Regions from separate parts of the Homo sapiens genome. Here region 2 is linked to region 1. The links are chromatin loops, found by intact Hi-C in ENCODE. Cell type or tissue: OCI-LY7. All regions are shown on one strand.

Region 1 (8,000 bases):
AAGTAGCCCCATGTGACAAGTGGCTGTCGCATTGCGTGGTACAACTCTAGATCCTGATATCCAATATCCTACTCAAACCGTGGGAACCTAAGAATTTTGGTTTGGGATGAGGAGATTACATATTTTTTATTGCTTCTTCTTTTTTTTTTTTTTTTTTTTTTGACAGAGTCTCACTCTGTCATCCAGGTTGGAGTTCAGTGGTACGATCTCAGCTCACTGCAACCTCCACTTCCTGGGCTCAAACAGTACTCCCACCTCAGCCTCCTGAGTGGCTGGGACTACGGGCATTCACAACCATGCTTGGCTAATGTTTCTATTTCATGCAGAGACAGGGTTTCACCATGTTACCCAGGCTGGTCTTGAACTCCTGAGCTCAAGAGATCTGCCCGCTTCAGCCTCCCAAATTGCTGGGATTACAGGTGTGACCCATCACACCCAGCCTTCACATTTTTCTAGTCCACATGAATCTGTGGATGTGTCAGGCACTAGCATCTGGCCCTGCTATCGTTATTATATGAGTTCCTTCCAGGAATCATGCTGGCAGGCTGGATTAATTAACACTGTACAAGTAAAGAAGCTGGAAGTAACTAATTACATGAATTTGAGTAGTAGTTCAGATTAATTTTTTTTAAATTACATCATAAAACTTTGATGTTTAGCAAGTTTACCAGTAGAAGAAATCTAGATTCAATGCTCTTCGCCTTATGCGCTGGATTCATGTTTGAGTCGCATCTATTTAGATGGACCTTCTTGACTCTTCATGGCTATTGATGCAATTTTATTGTCTGGCAATGATTTTGACTCCTCATCTTCTGGACAAGCATGGAATAAGCTTAAACTCACTGGCTCTATGTAGACCTTTCCAGCTATCACACAAAAACTTACCTACCTGAAGTGGCAGTCTCTTGAAATCTTGTCATATGTTTGGCTACTTTTTAATTTTACTTGTGCTAAGATGTTAATAGGTAACCATTGTTTCATCACTGTCAGATAGTATATTAGTATTCTAGAGCAATAGCCTTTAGTGTCTGGAGCCAAAGAAGAGACTAATAGGAAGAGTTCTAGTTTTCTCTGATTGGCAACTGAGCTGTGTAAAAGCAGAGGGCAATATGAGAAAATTCAACTCATTAAATATTTAGAATATGACAATGACATGGAAAACTTTGAGGTAGAGAAAAATGACTCCTCTTTTTTGTGCCAAGTAAGTCACAGGGCAAGTCCTCTCCTATCGTAAAGTTAAGTCTAATAATATCTGCAATTCATTGGACCTTTTAAGAACTTCAAAGTATGGAGTAATTAAATCCTGGTGTTTTGATTGAATATATATTTTTTAAATTCTAAACTATTCAAGCAAAGAGGTAGGGACATTTGCTAACTTTATGGTTTGTGTACCCACACACATCCACACATATATGTATATATAAAAACATATGCATGGCTGGGCATGGTGGCTCATGCCTATAATCCCAGCAGTTTGGGAGGCTGAGGTGGGCTGATTACTTAAAGTTAGGAGTGGGAGACCAGACTGGCCAACATAGCGAGATCTAATCTCTACTAAAAACACAAAAATTAGCCGGGCATTGTGGAGCATGCCTGGGTGACAGAGCGAGACTCTGTTTAAAAAAAAAAAAAACATATGCATGTATCTATGTGTGGATGGGTATGTGTGTGTGTGTGTGTGTGTGTGTGTGTGTGTGTGTATTTTCCCCCACCCCAATAGCAGGTAACTATAGGGAGTGTATTGTTCCCTTTGCTGAGAGTTCATGAGTTTTACCATTTGCTGGTTGTGCAACCTTGGGGCAAATCTCAATCTCTGTCAGCTTCAATTTTCTTACTTATAAACTAGGAGTAATGATACTTCTGAGGATTATCAAGAAAATTAAATGTTAGTAATACATGAGAAAACAGTAAAATAGGAAGCCATTTAAGGTCAACAGATTTGATGGGGGGTGAGGTGAGAATTGCTCTTTCTCCAACATGATTATGAGGGCTTGAGCTGATGTCTGATTTGACAAATGCACTAAGAAGCATATGGATACATTTTCCTGACAGATGGCTGATAAATTTTACGCTGCACATGCATGACTTTCTATGGAGTTGCTTTAGCTCAAAGAGCCTCTTTCAGGAATCTTTATGGGGCTAAACTACGTTAGGTGAACCTCAGCAAACAAAGAGCCTGAGGCTTGAACCTAATGCAAACAGTTGCACGGACGTTCAGTATGCTGAGTGTAAATAACATCTTGAATGCCACCAAATGTCAATACCGATGCTTGATGGTATGGCATAAATTCAGCTTTAATTGAGCAGAGCTAAATCCAACCAAATGGACCTGTTTATATCCTCAAATACTGAAATGAAGCCTAAATAATGAAGATTTTATGCTTTGTGTTTGGGATGTCCCCATATATGAAATATATATATATATATATGTATATATGAAGAGAAGTATATATATATATATACTTCCTTAGTCTGACAGTTCTTATCGACTTGAGAACAAAGTCTTAAGTAAACAGCCATCCTCAGATACCAGCTGTTCCAAGGGCTACTCTACCGCACAGGGGAAGGGTGATTTATGCACAAGGAGAAATTGTTTATATTATGTGGCAGTGTGTCCCTGCTCCATAAAAAATTAGTAACCAAATCCATCTATAACAACCTTAAAAAATAACATGGGTTCACAGGAGGTTCAGTTGCTGGGTGCTAGCACATTTATGGCTTCAAATAGATAATCCAGGGGATTTAAACAGACTGCTGAAAATGACTATTATAAGGTGTTCCTGGAGTAAAGTGCTGGAGTTGAGCACTTTAAACAACTGTTTTCAGGCACAAAATCAAATACACTCTGCCTGTTGATTTCTAGCCAGGTGTCTGATATTAAATTATATATATATATGAAATATATATATATTTATATATAAAATATATAAAATCTGAAAGAATATTGCAGCTGATGAACAATAAAGATTTTCATTGTAAAATGGAGATGTTGGGAGATAGGAGGTTGCTGTTCTATTTTTTTTTTTATTTCAGGAGATGAATTGCAATCTCTTTGCCACAAAATCCAAATCTAGTCATTAAAACTCTGATTTTCAAAAGAAGCTCTTGCATGCATATATGCATATGGCTTAGATAGAGCTGAAATTCTTGATTTTCCACTCAGGTTCTTTCTCCCTTGTTCTGTAATGGATCAAGGTGAGAAGAGTTGTTTATGATCTTTATAAGTGGTACCATGTAAGCATGGATTTACTATCATGCTGCACTTAACTGCCTCTTCTGTAGGCTAAATAGCCTAGTTCTACAAACCTTCCCCTAAGTGTAGATCATTTTCAACTGTTTAATAGCTATCTTTGTTGCTTTCCACTGAAGGATTTCCAAATTATTTCCACCCTTCTAACGTTTTCATCATCAGTAACATTGCATCTGTGAAGTAAATGTTCTGCTGGGCACTGTGCCAGATTTGATTGCGAATGTCTTCTACCTGTTCCACAAGCTTTAGGGCCATGTTACAAACAACACAAATGAGATCAATACATTTAATAACACATTGACAATGCATGGCCTTTGATTCAGGCAGAGAGAAAGACATAGGCATTGCCTGGGTCTTTTTATCTTGTTTTACCTATTTCCATTAATGATTTTGCTCATTCATCAAGGCTCTTTTGTTAGTTATTATTTGGAGGGTTGTCACTGAGTTTTAAATTCAGTCTAAAGATATATTTGAAATCCACTCAGTTTCAGCCATATGGGTTGGAAGAGAAGACTTTGAACTATCATCAGGACTATATGAGGGTCATTATCCAAGAATTAGGAACCAGAACACCAATGGAAGGGGGAGTGGACACTTGTGCAGCTGTATCCTGGGTTTTAGTGGACACTCCAGGGCCATATATAAGTCAGGAAGATGATGTGAAAACCAGAAGATCCAGGTATTGGAAAAGGTGGTATAAAAACCAACTAACCACTAACAACATTAATAACAACAACAAAACAAAAATAGAGGTAATTATAGATTAATCAGACAGAACACCTCTCAAGGCAGCTGTTGAGTAACAGCTCTTCCCTATCCTGGGTTTCCTTTTGCGGGTGGCACTGGCTCTCTGGTGAGGTCAGTTCAGGGACCAGGTGCAGGCTGATCTAAGGCTTGCACCTGCATTCATTATGAGGAAGTAAAGAAATAACCCTGAGGGGAAGAACTCTCAGTTCAGAGATGTGAAAACCTGGTTTTAAATAATGAATATTCATTATTAAACCAATAACCTGATTTGGTAGACTTCCCCATCCTCATACAGTGACCTCCAGGAAGTTTAAGCCACATTTACACATCAGTGATCGCATTGAGGGAGAACTCCTCAGCCTGTACATCTGTACTTTCTTTGTTTTCACTCATCTTTATACTCATATGTACATTTTCTCTAGTTCTGGTTTTGCATCCTTATTTATATTTTCCCATATTGATAGCAGGGGTTCTTGTGCTTCACATTATTTACAAAAGAAGACAGGGAACAAATAAGTAAATGTCTGCATCCATAAAGCAAAAGCATTGAGTGGATCGTAAAGCCTTGCTGCTTTGTGTATTCTACCTGTTGTGATATTTACTTCCCAATATCTGTCTAGGTGGGCAAAATTCACAATCTACATAAGAATGAAATGAACTTGTTCTCTTGAAATTTTCTTACTTCCCTAAGCATGAAATAGAAGTACACCTTGTTTTCCTTCAGTGAAAACTCAAGTGTAGTCTGGTTGCCGTCTCTTTGAACAGGCAAGAATAACATGTGTTTTGGATCAGATGCCTCTCATGTGCATTCTTGAGGATCCTTGGTAACCTTAAGGAACAGAAGCAGTTTTAAACTTAGGCTCATAAACTGAGAGTCACACTGTCATGTGGTAGGCATGGTTCCTTGTGATCAAGGACTTTGATAGGTAGCTCTATACTAATTCTGTTCTGCAGTACCGCTAATACGTAAGTAGGATCTGAAATTGAACCCTAGACGCATTCTGATGATGCATTGAAACTGTCTTTTTAAGTCTCCGGAAAATTTTATTTTCCCGTGTTGGATGGGGAATAGTCACAAAGAGATACAATTTGAGTCTTCTGCGGCTATGCCATTCAACATTTTAATCCAAACATCCCTTTTTCCTTATCCTCCCAGAGAAAGCATTCTTTTGGAGAGTAATGAACGAAATGAATAGTGGAGATGACATGAAATATCTTCTTAGAAAATTATCCTTATTCTTCTGTTGAGAGTCCAGGATTTGCAGTTCAAAGACATGGGTTCTAGTCCTGGTTCCCACTATTATGTACTCTGTGATTTTATACAAGACATTGAAATTCTTTGAGCTTAATTTTCCTCATCTGTAAAATGGCAATAATGATTCCCTTTTGGCCTGGTGAGGAGCTGTTGAGATAATTTATACAAAGGTTAATGATCTAATCTTCTATGCACCTAAGCCATGGACTCCCATGCTCATGCCTTTGACCTCGTAAGACCTCCTGTCCACCAAATCTATCACCATCTCACTCTCAGTTATTCTATTTTGTGTTTTCATTTGCTTTAAAAAAAAAACACACACAAACAGATAAGACTCTATTGTCTGTAATTACAACACTTTCTTGCAAATATAACTCCTTTGCCAGGCCAGGCATGATGGCTCACGCCTATAATCCTGGCACTTTGGGAGGCCAAGGTGGGTGGATTATTTGAGGTCAGGAGTTGGAGATCAGTCTGGCCAACATGGTGAAATGCCATCTCTATTAAAAATACAAAAATTAGCCAGGGCTGGTGGTGTGTGCCTGTAATCTCAGCTACTTGGGAGGCTGAGGCAGGAGAATCACTTGAACCCGGTAGGTGGAGGTTGCAGTGGGCTGAGATTGCATCACTGCACTCCAGCCTGGGTGACAGTGTAAGCGAGACTCTGTCTCTAAATCAATCAATCAATCAATCAATCAATAAATAAATAAATTAATAAATAAATAAATAAACTCCTTTGCCTTTCTGTCTCTCCTGACAGTGTTGTTCACGGAAGTTCCTGCTCTGGTTAATATACTCTTCTGTACTTTAGGCTTGTATCTGAGTCAAATGTTCCTAAAGAAAAATACACATGCTTGCTGAATGTTTTTACTTTAAATTTCTGGCCACAGATCTCAGATGGGCATTCCACCCCATCTCCTGTTCCCTGCTCTACCTGCTGATGACCTTGCTTCATTTTTCTTTGAGAGAACAGAAGCATCAGTCAGGAGGCCTCTCATCCACTCACCTTCAGCATTCTCAATTTTCTCACATTCTGTATTTTGTAAACAGTACAGGGATCTATGAATATTAATTATTATTTTGGTTTCATAATTCTTGGTTGGATATATCTAATGCATTTGGAATACTTTCTAAAAACCCTTCTCAAATTTGACCTCATTAAACTGTTGTACAGAAAAGGGACTATATTAATCACAGTGCAGTATTGTGAAATTTGTCTTTATTAAAATGTGTACTAGAAGCATATGGGTCACAAAAGGAGCTGCTTAAGTCTGACCAAGGTAATGAGCAATTTGACCTTTTTGCCATTGATTATTTTTGGAATATTTATATTTGGAGGAGGGATAAAGAACATTCAAATTTAAGTATTATTCACTAGGTTTGAGAGCTGAGTATAGGTGATACATAATTGCCTATGTTACGTTCTACTTTACTTTCAAGAAACCCACAATGACCTGTGATTGTGTTGTTAAAAACTCAGGTTCCAAATAAAAAAAATGTTCCTTTTCCCCTTTGCACCTTGTCACTTGCAAATCAATGAGAGCCCTATTTGCTCACCCAAGGTTAAGCCATTCAAACCATTCAGCTGAGAAGGGCATCCTCAACCACTTGTTAAACTTCCTCTATGAAAGGGCCCTTCATAAGCAGCCTCTCTCGGGGAAGCAGCAAGGAGACAAATTAACAACTTGAAAAATAAGGCTGTATTTTCACAATCTGTCACAATCTCTTTGATCTTGTTATGAAAAAGACTTGTCAGATTTCTTTTTCTTCTCTAAGTTATAGCTCTGTAATGATCCCAGACTCCAGGATGCAGTCATTACTAGGTGTGCTGAAAAGCCAGCCTTGCATTCTGTTCCACGGTGCTATCTATGTACCATTTTCAGTCCCAAATCTGTTAGAAGTGATAGTCTAACCCTTGAGCACAAGGGCAAGACAATAGAGGTAGTGTATTGGGACTTTAACTTTCTCAAAATGAATGAAATAAGCTAAGTCTTTAATGTGGCTGATGACATACAGCAAAGTAGAATTGGAAATAAAGTTTTATTCTTTCCCTTTAGCTTGTTTCATCATCTTTTCTTAGGTATTTCCTTTAAAACATTGATTCTATGAAATGGTCCGTTAGAGAAAATTTTCTGTAATCAAAAAAGTGGGGAAATATTTGTGTTGCAAACTTTTTTTTTTTTCTTTCTTTTGAGACGAAGTCTTGCTCTGTCGCCCAGGCTAGAGTGCAGTGCTGTGATCTTGGCTCACTGCAACCTCCACCTCCCAGGTTCAAGCAATTCTCCTGCCTCAGCCTCCCAAATAGCTGAGACTACAGGCACGTGCCACCACACCTGGCTAATTTTTTGTATTTTCAGTGAAGATGGGGTTTCACTGTGTTAGCCAGGATGGTCTCAATCTCCTGACTTCGTGATCCACCCACCACGGCCTCCCAAAGTGCTGGGATTACAGGTGTGAGCCACTGCGCCTGACCTCCAATCTTTTTAAGAAATTCAAAATGCAAAGTTCTGAAAAACCCTGCTGTGTGTGACCTTGAGCAAGCTACTCAACCTCTCTGTGTCTGTCAGTAAAATCAGGGATAATAATAGCAGCTACTTCATTGGATGGTTTGAAAGCTTAAAAGAGTGAATTTATGTAAAATACTTAGAGCAGTGCCTGGCACTAAGAGAGCTATTATTTTTTACTGCAGTATTCTTCAAACCTTTGAGCAGACAATCCATTAACCCGAAACTCAGCAGAAAACCTGCC
Region 2 (8,000 bases), 91 kb before region 1:
ACATTAAAGCTAGTTTTCTGAGTCTATAATTTCTGCAGTTTTTTTGCTGCCCTTCTCCTGTAGTAACCAGTTACCTTTTAGAAGACCGAAGAATTTAATGCAATTAATGTAATTTTTAACTTAACTAGTCTCAATTATTGGAATTTTGTTCTTATAGGGTGTCCAGACCATGGTGCCTTCCATGTGCTGGAATGCTCATTACCAGGTACCTTCTAGAAATATATTCTGCTTGCTCGTAAAATGTCCCTCCTGATCCAGCCTCCAATTTAATTACTTAGTAATCAGTTGGCTAATTGAACACTTTCTCTCGCAAGATTTTTCTAATTCTCAGCCAAAACTTTCCTCTGCTAATTTATAACAAGGAATGTTTTTCTTACTTGGTGTTTGCACATTCCCGGTACTTGTAGCTTTTATCATTTTTCCCCTTAGCTATTGCTCTGTCAGGTTTCTTGATTTGGCTCCTTTAATCTTTTCTCATCAGTCAGTCACTTCCAATTCCCCCATTCCTTTAATCATCTCCTTTGAACTCAGTCCAAGTTTTTGGATACTCAGGTACCCAAGACATCACGCAGCCGTCTAGGTGTGGTCTCACCACAATTGTGTGGAGCTGAGAGGGAAAAAGAGCAAAACAATCTTAAGTGAATCTGAAACTTGTTTCTATTTCCATCTCAAAAATAAGTCTTTCTACCCTCCATTAGTGTAGCAGTGTAGCTTTTTCTCTTCTTTCTTCCCAGCTTTTCCACATTCAATGAGAAGCATTAAGAGAGGGTTTTGGCCGGGCGTGGTGGCTCACACCTGTAATCCCAGCACTTTGGGAGGCCGAGGCGGGTGGATCACAAGGTCAAGAGATCAAGACCATCCTGGCCAACACGGTGAAACCCATCTCTACTAAAAATATAAAAATTAGCCGGGTATGCTGGCGTGTGCCTGTAGTCCCAGCTACTCGGGAGGCTGAGGCAGGAGAATCGCTTGAACCAGGGAGCCAGAGGTTGCAGTGAGCTGAGATCATGCCACTGCGCCCAGCCTGGCGACAGAGCAAGGCTCCATCTCTAAATAAATAAATAAATAAATAAATAAATTAAATAAGAGGGTTTTTTTGTTACTAGGTGTCACATCACACACAGATCACTCCTACCTAACAAAGTAAGAGGCATCCTGGGACCTAGAAGCAAGGTCAAATTCCCACACAAACACATATACCATTAGCCTATGCTGATTCTGAATTTTCAGATGCATGTTATTTGTTTTTGTTTGTTTTCTGCCTCCCCAAAGGCCTACAGGGTCTGGAAGGACACATGTGGCCTACGGACCTCCAGCAGTCTGGCAAACATCAAAACACTGTTCAACCTTCTTGCTAGATCATGGCATTTCCTGAGATGTATCAGTAAACATTCCAAATACAATCTTGGCCTCAGATTGAAGGAAACCCCGGGGCTTTCAGCAGAGCTTAGCAGCACAGATATGGGAAGGTGGCTCTGCTGTGATTGGCAGGAGGGGAAAGCTGGACACCTTCCTGTCACCTTTAATCCCACATCACCAGTGAGCCTGAGAAGGTTAGACATAGGGTAGCAAATGCAAAGATCATTCCTGCAAAAGACAAGTCTTCATACAATTGTCATTTAGGTTGAATCATGAGAACCTTGACGCTCATTAGAACTGAAAATTGGAGGCCGGGTGCAGTGGCTCATGCCTGTAATCCCAGCACTTTGGGAGGCCGAGGCAGGCAGATCACTTGAGGCCAGGAGTTGGAGACCATCCTGGCCACCATGGTGAAACCCTGTCTCTACTAAAAATGCAAAAATTAGCTGGGCATGGTGGGACGCACCTGTAATCCTAGCTACTCAGGAGACTGATGCAGGAGAATCGCTTGAACCCGGGAGTCAGGTTGCAGTGAGCTGAGATCATGCCACTGCACTCCAGCCTGGGCGACAGAGCGAGACTCCCTCTTAAAAAAAAAAAAAAAGAAAGAAAGAAAAGGAAGAAAAAAAGAAAACTGGGCTTGCATGACATACAGCAGTGAACTCCTTAGCTGTACTCCATGGGATTCTATTAAATCCGCTGCAGTTTCCCAGTGAAGAAATACTGTAGCTAGACACCCTTCATCTGCGCAGGAACTGAGTTTTTCATTTCACAGCTCAGCCTCTTTCCTAGTAATAAATTGACCCGAACTGGAGTCCTAAGACTGTCAATTTGCACTTTCCTTTTGTATCACCTCTTCTCTCCTGTTACAAATGTGTAGAACCATGACGGGAGATTAATATTGAAAGAGAACTTTTTCCCAGTTACATTTGATCTGCCTACTTCTGCCTTCTATTTCTTTCTCCAAGACTTATTTTAGTTCAGCAAAAGCCTCCAGGTTAATTTAACAAAGAATTCTTCCCTGAGCTTACCGGAGTTTCCTGCCCATGGGTGACCTGTTCTTCCACCAATTGAGATTTGTCACTGAGCGATTCTGAATGTTGATCTTGCTTCTTTAAGAGGGAACAGTGTGCCTTCAGGTCAATATCCCTCCTAACCACAACAGAATGTAAGCCTCATTCTCAGACAGAAAGCAATGCATTTGTTCAAAGATGAAGAAAACATAAAAGGGGATGAGGCTAAGGATGGAGACAGTTTCTGGGCGTTCACAGGTAAGCTGATACTTTGAGATTCTCGGAGATTAGTGTTCTATCAAACAGCAGAACATCTTTGGCAAGAAGAAAACTAAGGGATTAATGCTGGGGTGGGGGGAAGCTGACTGCAAGAGTATGGGGGACAGATGTGTACAGAGGGTGTCAAAGTCATTCTTCCTAGAGCTGGGAAAATTTAGACATTCTGGGGATCGAGCCAGTTAAATTTCATTTTAAGCCTTTCAGATCACAAGATTACAACAGGCATAGACAAGTTTAATTATAGTAGATGGAAGGTTAAAATGCACACACACTTACACCCTAGTGTGCACATACATACAAACACAGCGGCACAGTGTTTTCTTTTGTTTTTCTGGTGAATTCATGTTACTGCTAATTACTTAGGGGTAAACATTTGTTGGATCAATTGTAGAATCCACTGGCATATGCTATAAACAGGTTGAAAATAATCAAAAGAAAAATTCTCTTTGACATGTCACTGACACCTTGAAGACAGCGTATGAGAGAATAAAAACAGCATTGGAGGCCTGGCGTGGTAGCTGTCACCAGTAATCCTAGCACTTTGGGAGGCCAAAACGGGCAGATTGCCTGAGGTCAGGCGTTCAAGACCAGCCTGGCCAACACGGTGAAACCCCGTCTCTACTAAAAATACAAAAATTAGCCAGGCGTGGTAGTGCATGCCTATAATCCTAGCTACCCAGGAGGCTGAGGCAGGAGAATTGCTGCAACCCGGGAGGCAGAGGCTGTAGTGAACAGAGATCACAACACTGCACTCCAGCCTAGGTGACAGAGCAAGACTCCGTCTCAAAAACCAACCAACCAACAAACAAACAGCACTGGAGGGTACATACAGATCCTGGCAAATTCTAAACATTACTAGTGTGTGTGTGCATGCGTGTGTATGTGTGTCTTGAGAAATTTAGTCATGAGGTAGAAAAAATAAAGCTTCAACATAATGCATTTAGGTTAATGTAGTAGACTGATTTTAGAAATAATATAGAGGCAGCCATCAAATGTAAGCTGCAGAGCTGAAATAAAGTGATTTTTTTTTTCAGTTTTCTATTTCACGTAACAGACTATGCCACAACTTACTGATTTATTATTTATTTTATATTTCTCACAGTTCTCTGTGTTGATTGAACTCAGATGGGTGGCTCTTCCATTCCACATGGCATCTGCTGGGGTCTTTTACTTGGCTGCATTCAGCTGGGAGCAAGCCTGGGCATGGTATGCCCAAGATAACCTCACTGGAATGCCTGGGGCTCTGCTGGGGACAGCTAGAAGGCCAGGATCTCTTTTTTTCTAGCAAGATAATGGTGCCTCTTTATATAGTAGCTCAGAGCCCCCAGAGAACAAAAGCAGAAGCTACTAAGCCTTGTAAGGGCTACAGCTGAAACTGACACAGTGTCACTTCCTTCTCATTTGATTGGTGGAAGCAATTCCCAAGGCCAGCCCAGTCTCAAGGAGGGAGAAATGGACTCTACCCCTGAGGGGAAGAGTGGTGACCAGATGCGCGCACAAAAAATTATTCACAGCCATTTTATAAGTTTTCAACACTTCTATGGCAGTTGTATAGGCACATCAATTGAAAAGGGTGGGGTCAGAAATCTGAACTCTGCTCCAGTTTCCAAATACATAGTCTCCATGTGTAAGAGAGGTTGTAGTTTCCATCCAACTCACCTGCAATCACAAGACCCTCCCTTTCAGGTTTGAGCGGAGAAGTGAATTAGATGCCTTTGTAGGTTACCACTCCCTCGAATGCTTCCTTATGCTTCTGAAAGTCAATAGACTCGGGTCATGGAACTGCTGCTCTGTTGAAACCTAGCCGTGTGTCCTTGCTCATATTGGCACATCATTAGAGAGGTTTAAATATTTTAATTTTTTTCCAATTTTTACTCAGTTTCTGGCATTGACATTAACCAGCCAATGTAGGAGAATAAAATACTATACAGACCACTGTTCAATTTTCTAGTTATGTATTAATCATAGTTACACTGAACTTGGAAAATCTTAAATACCATCATTTGGCTTGCTTATGTTTTTAGTCTTTATTTTTATTTTTATTTTTATTTTTATTTTTTTTTTTTGAGACAGTGTCTCACTCTGTCACCCAGCCTGGAGTGCAGTGGCATGATCTCGGCTCACTGCAACCTCCACCTCCTGGGTTCAAGTGAGTCTCATGCCTCAGCCACTCTAGTAGCTGGGGTTACAGGCTTGTGCTACCACATCTAGCTAATTTTTTGTATTTTTAGTAGAGACGGGGTTTTGCCATGTTGGCCAGGCTGGTCTCGAACTCCTGGCCTCAATTGATTCATCCCCCTCTGCCTCCCAAAGTGGTGGGATTACAGGCATGAGCCACAGCACCCGGCCCATACTTACATCTTTAGTTGAATAAACTCCATAAGGCTGCCCACAGTGGCTCATGTCTATAATCCCCGCACTCTGGGAGGCTGAGGCAGGCGGGTCACCTGAGGTCAGGAGTTCGAGACCAGCCTGGCCAACATGGCAAAACCCTGTCACTACTAAAAATGCAAAAATTAGCTGAGTGTGGTGGCTCATGCCTGTAATCCCAGCTACTCACAAGGCTCAGGCAGGAGATTCACTTGAACCCGGGAGGTGGCGGTTGCAGTGAGTCAAGGTCATGCCATTGCACTCCAGCCTGAACAACAGAGTGACTTCATCAAAAAAATAAAAATAAAATAATAAATAATAAAACTCAATAAGACTATTTACTTTTAAGATGAAGTAATCAGATCTCTGGTTTGGCTGTGTCCTGCTTAAGTTTAATTTTATGTTTTAGGAAGCTTGTCACCCATTATATCCATATTTATTTATTACCTACTACGTGCACTATGGTGTGTTTGTTCATTGGAACAAATGTTTTATCCAGAAATTGTATAGATAAGACAGGTCTTTCCGATACCGACCCATTTAGGAGTCATGATTCTATACAATCAGCAACATAGATTGGAAAGTAAACATACTGAAGAAACTTGAATTTGATGCTAAAAATGAAACAACAAAAAATATATTCTAGGCACATGCAAAATGTTTCCTTTGTGTCTTCTCAGCGGTTAAAAATAAATTCTATTCCATGAGAGGCAAGAGATTTTTCTGGAGATAGAGTAAATACACAAAATAAAAGATCATCAAGGTACATGCTGAAAATAATGGAACTATTTATAAAGCACAATTCTAAGATTATGAATACCAGTAGAGTGATGATTTGATAAATAATTCTAATGTTAGGTATTTGATGGAAATTATTATTACAAGGTAGAACAACCATAAATTAGTATTATTTTTATTTATTCCAAAATATTTAACGAATGCGTGTTTCGGAAAATGTAAGAATGAGCACAGAAGACAAATATTTTTCTTTCATATACTATCTTTTAAAAAAAAAATCATAAAACATTTTTTTTCTAAAATAGCTATTTTTAAAACATTCTAAAATCTTTATTATCATTCTAAACAATTTTCTCTAACAAGCAAACATGCCTCAAAGCTTTTTACAGGTGAATCCTTTAATCTCTATCAGGGATCAACAAATTGCAGCCCAGGGCTCAATCCCTTCCATGCCCATTTGTTTAGTTATTGTCTATGGATGTTTTCATACAGCAACAGCAGACTCAATGCAACAGAAACCAAGGCCATAAGGCTGCTGAGCTGAAAATATTTATTATCTGGTTGTTTCCAGAAAAAAAAAAACAGCCAACCTCTGATCTAGAATCCATGACAATATCAAACTTTTTATAGTTGAATAAGATAAAGAGGACCTTGACTCTAAAAATGATTTCCATAATCTATTACAATATACTATTTTATTTTATTCTGTTGCACAAGGTTTTCAAAAAGAAGAGTTAGCTTTGGAATTTCTCTTCCACTCCTCATCCTCCAATCCCAAAATAATCTTACCTTGAATCTCTTCCCATACATAATGAGGATGGAGGCTGAGATACAGTGGAAGTTGTCATGCTCAAGGTGGGATGGAGGCCTTGGAGCTCTGACAGTTACATTGCTTTGCAAGTGCTCCTCTCTCCAAAGAAGTGTGTGAAGCTTTCTGAAGAACCCCCTGGACTACAAAATTGCTTCTGAGCCAGATGGATAAAATTAATGAAATGTCAAAGCTAAAAGGAATTATAGATGAAGATACCAAAGCTCAGACGACTTAAATGCTTTAGGCCAGGGTCTACACTAGTTATTGGCAGAACTAAAAGCCAAGATCAAAGCCATGTGACTTGATTTCCAACCCACACTGCCTCTTCCATTCCTGCAGAGGGTGAGACATGGGCTGGTCTCGCTTGGTGGCATAGTAAACCCAAGACCAGCAATGTCTTTTTATTGTACATGTCAACAGGTTCCTAAATAGATTTCAGAGCAGTGACCTAGGAAGAGAGACAGATGACAACTCAAATGAGAAGAGATAGCCATGTTTCAAAATATAAGAAATTCAGGATGGATTGAAGAAAGTAAATTTTAAAAGAAAGTTTTAAAATAAACTGATAATACTGTCAAGTATTTTTCTCCAACACATGGTGTTTTAAGGTTTCCTATAGCCAGCACTAGATTAGATCATATGTATTTCTATTTATGTCATGTTTTCCTAATTTCAGATTAAAGGAGGTGGTATAACCTCCTTTTATTAACCCTGAGAGAGAGAAACAGAGAGCGAATGAGAAAACAAGACCTGTTAGAAAAAACTATAAGACTATAACATTATTTTAGAAAGGGAAGTGGAGATATAATTTACTTGAAATTGTAAAGAAATTTAGGTAGAGAAAGCTGAATTACTAAAGTAGGAATTTGACAGGGCACTGAGGTTAACAGCTTGAGCCTTATGACAAAGGTTATGGGATCTCAAATGAGGACAAGTGACCATGAACATCTAGTTAGTATCCTTTCAATTTATGGAAGGGGTTAGAAAATCTATTTTGGCCTACGACTTCTTCAAGCCTCACAAGATAGATTTCTGTTTATTACACTTCTAATAATAGTATTACTACTCATTGGTAAAAATTAGAAGCAAATTAGGCCATTAACCATTACTACCTGTTATATCTTTTAAGAGGATGATGTTTTTCAAGTACCATGAGAGATCTAATAGTAATTACTGAACAGTTAATGTCTTTGTCCCTTTATTTTAATGGCACTATCAATTTTAAAGATGAAAGTTTGAATGAAAACTTTAGGAAACTTTAGTTGTAGGTACTCAGCCAAAGTAGAATTACTGTGCTTAGGAGCTTCAAAGAAAATAATTCACTGAAACTTATGTATATATGCTTTTTTTTTTTTTTTTTTCCATGAGACGGAATCTCGCTCTGTCGCCCAGGCTGGAGTGCAGTGGCACAATCTCAGCTCACTGCAAGC

The links. A loop is a pair of places that touch in the nucleus more often than their neighbours do. Peaks named below come from ENCODE experiments on the same cell type or tissue, not always from the same donor. Only the 100,000 strongest peaks of a DNase experiment are listed, where the experiment ranks them.
Region 2: a loop joins it to region 1, with 2.0 times the contacts of the local background. A loop is called at or near these places in 1 of 110 quality-filtered maps.

The regions. Positions count from the first base shown.
Region 1 is chr2:221,199,502-221,207,501 of GRCh38, reverse strand. No RefSeq gene overlaps it. Among named protein-coding and RNA genes, the nearest start is that of EPHA4, 370 kb to the left of the region's middle. In OCI-LY7, no CTCF peak of the experiment used is centred here; DNase peaks (open chromatin) are centred at 4,161 and 6,861; H3K4me3 peaks cover 1,396 bases; H3K27ac peaks cover 3,538 bases.
Region 2 is chr2:221,290,514-221,298,513 of GRCh38, reverse strand. No RefSeq gene overlaps it. Among named protein-coding and RNA genes, the nearest start is that of EPHA4, 280 kb to the left of the region's middle. In OCI-LY7, no CTCF peak of the experiment used is centred here; a DNase peak (open chromatin) is centred at 4,003; H3K27ac peaks cover 563 bases.